Linked DNA regions of Homo sapiens: region 2 is linked to region 1. Evidence: read pairs that join two places in POLR2A ChIA-PET (ENCODE). Cell type or tissue: GM12878. All regions are shown on one strand. Each heading gives the region's core, and the rest is flanking DNA. Links, peaks and the distances in the headings are about the cores only.

What was found. Peaks named below come from ENCODE experiments on the same cell type or tissue, not always from the same donor. Only the 100,000 strongest peaks of a DNase experiment are listed, where the experiment ranks them.
Region 2: POLR2A ChIA-PET joins it to region 1 with 6 read pairs; 7 of 35 experiments call an interaction of 5 or more read pairs at or near these places.

Annotation. Positions count from the first base shown.
Region 1 is chr10:97,426,629-97,431,999 of GRCh38, reverse strand. It overlaps PGAM1 (phosphoglycerate mutase 1), which reads right to left. Exons shown (of 4, transcript NM_002629.4): 2 at 1,347-1,621; 3 at 865-1,045. Among named protein-coding and RNA genes, the nearest start is that of PGAM1, 3.1 kb to the right of the region's middle. RefSeq lists a silencer at 4,636-4,858. In GM12878, for the core only: no CTCF peak of the experiment used is centred there; no DNase peak of the experiment used is centred there; H3K4me3 peaks cover 3,445 bases; H3K27ac peaks cover 2,149 bases.
Region 2 is chr10:97,358,088-97,363,458 of GRCh38, reverse strand. RRP12 (ribosomal RNA processing 12 homolog) reads left to right here. Exons shown (of 34, transcript NM_015179.4): 31 at 2,841-2,913; 32 at 4,449-4,516; 33 at 4,840-4,922. Among named protein-coding and RNA genes, the nearest start is that of FRAT2, 26 kb to the right of the region's middle. In GM12878, for the core only: no CTCF peak of the experiment used is centred there; no DNase peak of the experiment used is centred there.

The sequences.
Region 1 (5,371 bases), core at 161-5,160:
GCCCTCGGGGATGAAGATGCAAATTGAGATTCATGTGTAAAGTTGTGCCTGGTTGTGACTAAGGAGAATTTTTTCTTTTATATATATTTGTTTTCCTTTTTTTTTTTTTTAAGAGACAAGGTCTTACTCTCTCACCCAGGCTAGAATGTAGTGGCACAATCATACCTCACTATAACCTCAAACTGCTGGGCTCAAGCGATCTCCCGCCTCAGCCTCCTGAGTAGCTGGGACTACAGATGAGCATCACCACATCAAGCTAATTTTTCATTTTTCTTTTGTACAGACAAGGTCTTGCTTTGTTGCTCAGGCTGGTTTTGAACTCCTGGCCTCCCAAGGTGCTGATAGTACAGGCATGAACCACTGTGCTTGGCCTTTTAAAATTTTGTAGAGATGCAGTCTTACTATGTTGCCCAGGCTGTCTCAAACTCCTGGCCTCAAGTGGTCCTCCTGCCTTGGCCTCCCAAAATGTTGCAATTACAGGCATGAGCCACTGTGCTTGGCAAGCTAAGGAGGATTTTCACTAGCAGTTTCATTTGACAATACCAATCTAGAGGTGAGCTTCTCAATCTTTAATGTGTATCCAAATCACCTGGGGAATAGATGCCGATTCTGAAACAGGTCTGGAGTGAGACCTGAGGTTCTGCATGTATAACAAGCTCCCAGGGGGTCCAGCTGTCACTATTCTGCAGATCACATTTTGAGAAACAAGGGTTGAGGGTGTTTTTTCACTAGAAGTCAATCTAGACCATCTCTAAAGCTGTTAACATGTCCAGCCCTTCCCTAGACTCCTTTTTACCAAGTCCCTGATTTGTGGCAGTTCTGCTTTATCCTTCCTTGAGGGCGCCTCTGAAAAAACATACATACCCTCCAGATGCTTGACAATGCCCCGGAGGCTGTTGCCATGGGCTGCAATCAGTACACGTTTCCCCTCCTTGATCTGGGGAACTATTTCTTCATTCCAGAAGGGCAGAGCTCTGGCAATAGTATCCTTCAGACTCTCACAGGAGGGTAGCTGATCTTCTGTGAGGTCTGCATACCTGCGATCCTAAGCAATAAAGAATCCAAGTTCACCACTTATTAAGAGTTACATCTGTTAAAAGACTTCATGATGTATCGATTTTGGCCCATTCACATTCACAGGGTTTTATAAAATCTGACTATGGAAACACAAAAAAGGAGATAGTAAACTATCAACCATATCTTCTAGTAAGTGAAGGTCATTCACTGGAGAAGGAAGGATTACAATTAACTATTTTATCATGAATTGTAAGTTCAGTGAGATTAGGCAGACACTACTAAAAGCCCCTGATCCTGGGCGGAGTGACCAAACCTCTGTTTGTCCATACCTTACTGATGTTGCTGTAGAAAGGATGGTCGGGCTCCATCGGAGGTGGTGGGACATCATAGGAGCGCCTCCAGATCTTCACCTGGGCCTCACCATGCTTTGCAGCAGTTTCTGCTTTATTGAGACCGGTTAGACCCCCATAGTGCCGCTCATTGAGGCGCCAAGTCCTCACCACTGGCAGCCACATCTGATCAATGGCATCTAGCACTGTCCAGAGGGTCCGGATCGCTCTCTTCTGCACTGAGGTGAAGCAGATGTCAAACTCATAGCCAGCATCTGGAAATCAGAAGTTCAAAGTGATAAGCTAACCAGGTCTACTCTGAGCCAAAATGTTCTTCAGTATCAATCTCCTGTACAAGTAGTCCAAATGACAATATTTGGCCAAAAAAGAAAATATTTGGCCAACTGTTTTGTTTATCCTTGCACTCTATCCAAGGTCACAGCTATTATGTGGGTTAAAACCTAGATTAAAACCCATGCTGTGGGACTCCAGAATCCAACTTTTCACCACCATCTCTAGCTATCCCCATTTTCCTAATTCCCAAGGATCCTGATGTTTGCATTTCAGTTAGAACTGTCACTTTTTCTTTTCTTTTTTTTTTTTTTTTTTTGAGACGGAGTCTCACTGTCACCCAGGCTGGAGTGCAGTGGCGTGGTCTCGGCTCACTGCAACCTCCGCCTCCCGGGTTCAAGCAATTCTTCTCCTCAGCCTCCCAAGTAAGCTGAGGATACAGGCGCACGCCACCATATCCAGCTAATTTTTGTATTTTTAGTAGAGACAAGGTTTCACCATGTTGCCCAGACTGGGAATTGTCACTTATAAAAGATATTTTACTAGAACTCTGAAGTAAGAAAATTAGGATTTAAATCCCAATCAGGACACAGGAAGAGCTCTTCCTGTACTGATAAAACTTCAGTTTGTTGTATGAAATTTTATTTTGTTTTTGTATTTGTTTGCAATTGTATTTGTCCATTGTATGAAATTGTATTCACTGTGGAGTATGGAAATCACATCACAAACTCTAATCCATGGTTTCTCTCTACTGTAGTCACAAAGTTCCAGCCTAATACCAAGTACCCTCAGAGTATACCTACTTAAATGTTAAACCAAGTTTAGGAGAAGCCACTCACTAAAGAAAGACCCAGTGCTGTGCACTATCTGATTCATCAATGAATCTGTCTTCCATACACAGTAGTTATTGTGGCAAGAGTTATGTTGGCCCAATGAATAGGTTCCAAGAAATCAGTCTTGGCCCGGCACGGTGGCTCACGTCTGTAATCCCAGCACTTTGGGAGGCCGAGGTGGGCAGATCACAAGGTCAGGAGATTGAGACCATCGTGGCTAACATGGTGAAACCCCGTCTCTACTAAAAATACAAAAAAATTAGCCGGGCATGGTGGCGGGCGCCTGTAGTCCCAGCTACTCAGGAGGCTGAGGCAGGAGAATGGCGTGAATCCGGGAGGCGGAGCTTGCAGTGAGCTGAGATCGCGCCACTGCACTCCAGTCTGGGCGATAGAGCGAGACTCTGTCGCACGCAAAAAAAAAAAAAAAAAAAAAAAAAGGAATCAGTCTTATTGATTTTGTTTCATTAAAGATTATTCACCCTCCCACCATAATGGGGAGATAGCCCTTTCCTTGATGACCAAGAAAACATTCCTGTTTTTCTCCATTAGGCTAGAAGGCCCTCTTAGAAATTCAGCACAAACTTGCCTGGATATTGCTTCATATTGGGGTTAGCAACAGTAATTAATAAAACATGAAGTGAATTTTTCTGCCAGTCATTCAAATGAGAATGAGGCCAAGAAGAACTCATTCTTACTGAGTGAGGGCTGGGGAGAACTAATCACCAGGAAAACTCACACCACCCACAAGAGAAAAAACAGGTCTCATCACTGAGCCGCCAGACAAGTCCTAGTAGACTCACTCACTGTCGCCTTCCTAACTGTAAGGAAAGGAATGGCTCCCCAACAAAAGGCTGAGACACCCGGAAGTGAATACCCACAGTGCAAGCCTCAGCTGGGGAGCTTCAGGCTGTTTCACTGCAATTATTTCCACTTGCAATGAGGCGGCTCACTTTGGACACATAAATAGGTCCTCAAGGAGAAAAGAAGTTCCGCTTAGGATTCTTAACAGAGAACCTGAAGAATCAGAGAATAAAGCCTCTTCCTTTAACTTGCCCATCAAACTAAAACATAGCCAGGGGCACTCACAGGGGTAGGAGTGGACAGTGTGGTGTGGACTCCATCCTCCCCCAGGCCATCCCTCTCTTAGCAGTAAGGATGCATGGGGAAACTCAGTTCTCACTAGCTTTCTCCAGAAATCAGATTCAAGGCTGTACAAACCCTATCACTTAAAGCACTGAGGAATTATTTATATATATGTATTCGACCTTTTAAACCGTTAAATCTTTTAATTTTCTATACTGTTAAATTTTTAATTTAATGCTAACATTTATTTTAAAACTGAAATAGGATCTGTTATTTTACAGAGATTACAAGTTTAACTATTTGATTAGTCTCAAACAGAGACAACATGGTTTAACGTGGACTAGTCATTGGGAAACTACCACGGACTGATACAGTTCTTCCTGCCACAGAGCTAAAGAAAATGGCCTCCTTTACCAGCACTTTCCATTTCCCAGCCTCTCCTAAAAGATGAGGTCACACCAGGCCATCTCAAACAATCACTCCCCTGCCCACCCCACCCCGCAGAGGTTTACATTTACCAGACTGTCCTGCGTTTTGCTTCATTTGAGAAGGATGGTACAGTGAAGGCAAGAAGCTAGGAGAGCAATCTGAGGCCAAATACCTGTGCCTCATCAATGACCCTTGTGAATGGCTGCTTCTTTGTCCAGAGGTTAGAAGGGAGCAAAGGAGGATCTGCCCCTATCATCAGCGGAAGCACCTCTTCAGTCCAGGGATTCTTGGCCGTGCCGGCAGCAGGGAATGCTTCCTTATTAGCATTCCAACACCACAAAGAGCAGACTGGGGCGGGAGCAAGCCTGGATAGGCAAGCATTATCTCACAGCCACTTCCACCTTTGCCCAGCGTCCTTAGCCAAAAGCCTACCAGTTCCTCACACCTACCTGTTACTTCACCCAGGACTAGGGCGAGGACACTGGACTAGGAATCAGATATGACCTTGGACAAGTCATCTTTCCAAATACTCACTTTTCCCAACTATAAAGGGGCCTTGGAAAGATGAGAAAGATAAAATCTTATCTACTTTATTGGGTAGAAGGAGCAACTCGAATCATTCATTCATTCACTCAAGTTACATCTACAGATGCGTTTTGGACACACTATTTGTGGAATGCTACTGAACAGCAAAGACCTGCACAACCACGCGGATTTCTTGGTGTTCTGAGGCTTGTTAGGCACCCCCAGGGCCTCCACCTACTGCTGGGGACGAGGCTGTGTGGCGTGTCGATCCGCTAGGATCCGTAGCCGCCTCTTGAGAGGCCTTGGTTACAGCTGCTTTAAGGCACAGGGCGTCCTCCAGGAGCACCAGACTGTACCAACCGCTTCTGGCGCTAAGGGAACCTGAAAAAGACCTGGCCGCCATAGATGGTTCCATTAGGGCAAACTGTCCACGACTTATTATTATTATTTTTTTTTTCTGGACAGAGTTTCGCTCTTGTTGCCCAGGCTGGAGTGCAATGGCGCGATCTCGGCTCATTGCAACCTCCGCCTCCCGGGTTCAAGCGATTCTCCTGCTTCAGCCTCCCGAGTAGCTGGGATTACAGGCGTGCGCCACCACGGCCGGCTAATTTTGTATTTTCAATAGAGACGGGGTTTCACCACGTTGATAAGGCTGGTCTCGAACATCCTGACCGCAAGTGATCCACCCGCCTCGGCCTCCCCACATGCTGGGATTACAGGCGTGAGCCACCACGCCCGGCCTGTCCCCGACATATTAAATGTTCAGACTAGAAAGGGAAAACTGCGAAGTGGTGTCGTGGGGAGCGCAAAGGGTTGCGGGGCGACCGCCCTGGGTCCTCCCCCTGGCACAGCCCCTCATGCTCC
Region 2 (5,371 bases), core at 92-5,091, 68 kb after region 1:
GCGTACAGAGGTAAGTAGCCTGCCCAGGGTCACAGGACTCAGTCTGTGCAAACCAGGAATTTGAACCCTGGTTTTCCAGTCTCCTAAGCCCAGGAATTCAACCTCTTTGCCACCATTACCCCTGTTGACCTGGCAGTGCTGCCTGCCAGGATGGAAACAGCCTCTCAGCTGCCCCACCTGAACCAACAAGGGTGAAGTGGGCCCAACCCATCACCCAACACCTGTCAGTCTCAAGCTCAGTGGAACATTTCCATTCTGGAGCAGTTTCTTCCCTCTCTGCCCTTCCAGACTATGCCCCAGCCCATCCAGCCTTCCTGGGCACCACCCGTAGGTGACAGAGCCTACATCAGGGTATAGTGATATCGGTGGGGAAGCGGCAGACTCTGGGGTCCCATCTTGGCTTCAGCCTAACCTTTTAAAGCCTCAATTCCTGATCTGTAAAGTGGGGTTATAAATAGACCACCTGGTGGAGTCATTGGGACAGTTTGGTAAGATTGGGCGTGTAAAGTGCATTAGCATAGTGCCTGAAGTGTTACAGACTTCCCCCACATCCCCGTTTTCATTGGCGTCATGTTTGTCAATGTCTGCCCATATGCCTTGCCAAGTGTCCATCTGCCCAGTGTGGCCCGAGGAGGAGTTTGTTATTAGAGCATTGTGACAGCGCAGAATTCTGTTTGAAGAGCTGAGTACATATCCAGAGTCTTGGGTCAGAGAGTAGCTGAGGACCTGAGCAGCCTCTGATGCGGGAAGCCCCTCTGGGATGCCCTTGAGGAAAAGCAGTGGGGCTTCTGCTGAAAACCCTCCTGCCCCTCTCTGCGCCCAGGCAACCACTCCTGTGGGACAGCTTCACCTACTGGGAGTCCTTCCTCTGCTTGGTCTGACATGGGCCCCTCCGAGAGGCCACCCTCAGGCCAGTCTAGTCTCCCTCTCCAGGTGATGGCAGTCGTCTGCCAAACGTGTGTCTGGGCCCAGACTGCCTGGGCTCAAGTCTTTGTTTCTGTGTACAGTGCTTGCCACTTAGTGATGCAAAGTAAGCCATTGTGACTTGATTATTCACTTTTCCTGGAAATCTTTTTCCATTCAAAGCCTCCTGGGTTCCTTAAGCACATCTTCACATGTGGCTTTGCAGATCCTCGGCAGCCTACTCCTCTCCCTGGCCGGGGAGAACCGACCACGGCTTTCTAAGGATGTCCCCCACTGCCCCGGGCAGAGCGGGACTGAGCAGATGCCTTGTCTCCAGGCACTGAGAGGGCCCCAGGGCAGTTGCATTCTGTGGCTGGCTCCTGCCACTGAGACCCCCAGAGGGTTTCTTGCATGGCACTTAGTTCTAACTCTTTTTTTTTTTTTTTTTTTGAGATGAAGTCTCACTTTTTCGCCAGGCTGGAGTGTAGTGGCGCAATCTCGGCTCACTGCAACCTCCCCCTCCCAGGTTCAAGTGATTCTCCTGCCTCAGCCTCCTGAGTAGCTGGGATTACAGGTGCATGCTACCACGCCCAGCTAATTTTTGTATTTTTAGTGGAGATGGGGTTTCATCATGTTGGTCAGGCTGGTCTCGAACTCCTGACCTCGTGATCCACCCACCTCAGCCTCCCAAAGTGCCAGGATTACAGGCGTGAGCCACCGGGCCCGGCCAAGTTCTAACTCCTCGGCCAACCATTGTGGAAGCATGAAGTGCTGGGGTTCAAGTAGCTGCCTCCATTCAGGGCCAGCAGGCTGGGCTGTTGGCCAAGCACCAGCTGAACCAAGAGCCAGCTCAGCCATCATCCCCTACATTGCAGTCGGAGTCAGCTTCCTCCCGGTTCCTGTTTCTCCACTAGGAGCCCACTCAGCTGGGCTTCGGCCAGTGGACCTGGAGTCCCCCGTCTCCCAGGCACACCCTGTGTGTGCTGCAGCCTGTTCGCTCTGCCCAGGCCGATCCCTTTACCTGGCATACCTTTCCCCTGGTTGGCCTCTGGATCCCCTGGGTAGCTGGAGCCCTGGGAATCTGCAGTTTCTAGAGGTTTCTGGGGCACAGTGGCACAGACCACAGTGCAGGGACCAGCCTTGCCAGCTGGGGCCACCTCTGTTTGCCTGCCCTCCCTGCACAGCACGCCTCTGCCTGGCCTGGTTGTTGGTTCTAGGCTCACATCTGATGGGCTGGGGCCGCTGTCGGGCTCTCCCTCCTTCCCTTGGACTGCCTAACACAGTGCCAGGCGCACAGTAGGTGCTCTGTCACTTCCTGTTGAATATAATTGACGAGCTGACGTGTCTTACTGTCCATGATCATACCTGCTGGGATGGTAGCATTGTTGAGGATCAGTGATGACTGGCTTGAGCAGGGGTCTCCCACCCGCCTGAGAGCCCGTGGAGCACAGGAACTAGATCTTGTGCCCTGTGTCCCCAGGGCCTGGCACTTAGTAGGGGATCAGTAAGTGAGTGATTAATAGGGAGAGTGGGGTGGGGTTTGTGTGAAGCAAAGAACTGGTAAAGCTATTCTCTCTGAAGAGGCCAGGGACCTCATTTTCCCCATTAGGAAGGCTGGGTAAGCTGATGTCAGAAGCCCTCTGGGCAATTGCAGGCCTGGGTGGGGCCCAGAGTGGAAAGGAAGAGCAGGAACGGCCGCCACCAGCCCGGCAGTCAGGACATGGCCAGAGCTTCTCTTCTGCACTGCCTGGCTTTGTGATCTTGGACAGTTCCTTGCCCTCTCTGGGCCTTAGTTTCCCCATCTGTAAGTGAGAGGTGGGGTGCTTAGCAGAGGGCCTCTCCTGCTTGATGCAGGGTACTCTGCTGTTACTGTTGGCATTCCCGAGGGTGGGCACATCCCCTGGTTCACTCACTACCCACCTATTCTCTCTCTATAGAAAAAGCACCAGAAGCTCAAGCACCAGAAAGAGGCTGAGGAGGAGGAGCTGGAGATACCCCCTCAGTACCAAGGTGAGGCTTCCACTCCTCTCTCCTGGGACACATGGATCCCTGTCACCTGCATTAGGGAGGGGAGTCACAGGAAGGGGTGGCAGGGCCATGAGGGTGCACAGCCTGGTTGCACTCACTTGGCACCAACAGAGGTTGGCTGATATGACACTCAAGATGGGCCTGGAGTCTAAGGGGCCCTGGGGGTGTGAGAGAGCCTATGGGTTAGGAGATCTGTGCATGGAACCACCAGCCTTCTGAGGAGCCCTGAGCCACAGCTCCTTCCCACCCGCCCAGGCCTCCCAAGAGGCTTGAGTCTGTCCCTTCTGCGAGCTGCTTGCCTCTCTTGGTCACCCTAAGAGCACCAACCGAGTCAGGCTGGGTTTAGAGAAGCCACTTGGCCGGTGCCAGGGCTGGGAACTGGGAAGGTTGGTATTGGGTCTGGCCAGAGGGTTCCCCTCTATTTCTATCTCTGGGCCCACCAGCTGTTGCCCTCCTAGAGCAGCTGCTAGAAGTGCCAAGGTGGCTTCACCTCTGCTTCCTTCCTCCCAGGGTAGCCTTGCAGGACCCCTGCCCCCAAGCCCTTGCAGCAGAGCCCTTGCTTTGCATCTGGAGGTCCAGGGGCTCCTGTGGGAAGCCTCTGATTCCAGTAGCTGGTGTGTCCTCAGCCCTAGAGCATCATAACGCAGCTGCACAACCTCATGGCTCTTCCGCCTGTGGCACCCATGAGCCAGGGCCAGCTCACCTACTGTGCCCTGGGATGGAGTGATGCTGAGGCAGGAGTACCTGCCAATTGATGAGGCAGAGACCTGGGGTCAGGGCTGCTTGCCCAACCTCTGCTTAGCTGTTTGACCTTGGCCTGGTTACACTGTCTGTCTCTGAGCTTCTAGTTTCTCATCTGCAAAAACATGAGGAATGGGGGTGGTTCGTGTTGGTCGTCTCAGAGAGTCCTCCTGAGCTGGCATGGTAGGATTCCATCCACAACTTGTCGTTGAATGTTGAAGTCCAGGCTGGAGAAGACAGCTGACCTTGGGCAAGGATCTTGATCTCTCTAAGCCACAGTGTTCACATCTGTTACAATGGGTTAAATAGCTACCTGCTATCTCAGTGTTTGTGTGAAACCCAAATGAGATAAGAAGGGAAAGCCTAAAATGGCTTCTCTTACAGATGAGGTTAAGAGGCTTGCCTGAGGTTGGAGCTGTAAGTGGCAGAGCTGGGAGTTGAACCTGGCTGGCTGGCTGGCTGAATTCTGTCTGACTTTGGAGAATATGGGTTATTTTTTGTTAGTGTGTTAGCGGAGAATATATGTGTTCCCAGAGGTCTCTGGTAAGCTGTAAGGCTTCTGGGTCAGTCTGAGGAGCCCAGTGATCTAACTGTCAAATCACCAGACAGTCCCTCCTCGAGGAAGGTCTTTGTCCTGGTTTGATAGGGGACAGAGCCAAGTTCCTGGCCTTCACTCATCTGCTCCCTTGCAGCTCTCTCAGAGAGGGTGCCCATTGCCTTTCTGGAGGGGGCTGCCCTGGCTTTGCCTGACTCATGGTCCTGTGTTCTCCCCGTAGCTGGAGGCTCTGGCATTCATCGCCCTGTGGCCAAGAAGGCTATGCCTGGGGCTGAATACAAGGCCAAGGTAAGTGCTGCATGTAGGGCATGGGGTCTCCTGGCACTGGACAGGTGCCAGGGAGGGGCAAGGAGGAGCTGTGCCCATCACTGTCCTGAGAGGCACCTTCCTGGAACTCAACTGAGGCCAGGAAAGAAGAAGGGGTTCAGATGCTAAGACCTTGTGGCATCTGAAATGGGGGACCTTATTGAATGGCCTTCCAAGGATACAGGAGCTCTTTGGCACCACCTAAGGCAGAGGATGAAGGGAGGTTATGGGGCCTGTCAAGTCTAGGGCAGGGACAGAAGGGGAACCCCACCCTCCTAGCTGACTCTGTTTCTCTGGGCAAGCAGAAAGCAAAAGGTGATGTGAAGAAGAAAGGCCGGCCGGATCCCTATGCCTACATCCCCCTCAACAGAAGCAAGCTCAACCGCAGGTATGACGCTGTGCCAGGCAGGCTGGGGGCTGGAGGATGGGTGGGGATGAGGGAGCAGAGTGCTCTAAAGAAGGGAAGGCCTTATTAAACTCTCAGCTCAATTTGAGTCTCTTCCAGCTTTTTTTTTTAACATGCACCTATATCATGTAGCTGGTACCTACCTGTATTACTGACTTGAACTGCTTCTTTATTTTTTTATTTTTTTGAGACAGAGTCTTGCTCTGTCGCCAGGCTGGAGTGCAGTGGTGCGATCTTGGCTCACTGCAATCTCTGCCTCCCAGGTTCAAGCTAGTCTTCTGCCTCAGCCTCCCGAGTAGCTAGGACTACAGGCGCGTGCCACCATGCCCAGCTAATTTTTGTATTTTTAGTAGAGATGGGGTTTCACCGCGTTGGCTGGGATGGTCTCGATCTCTTGACCTCATGATCTGCATGCCTCAGCCTCCCAAAGT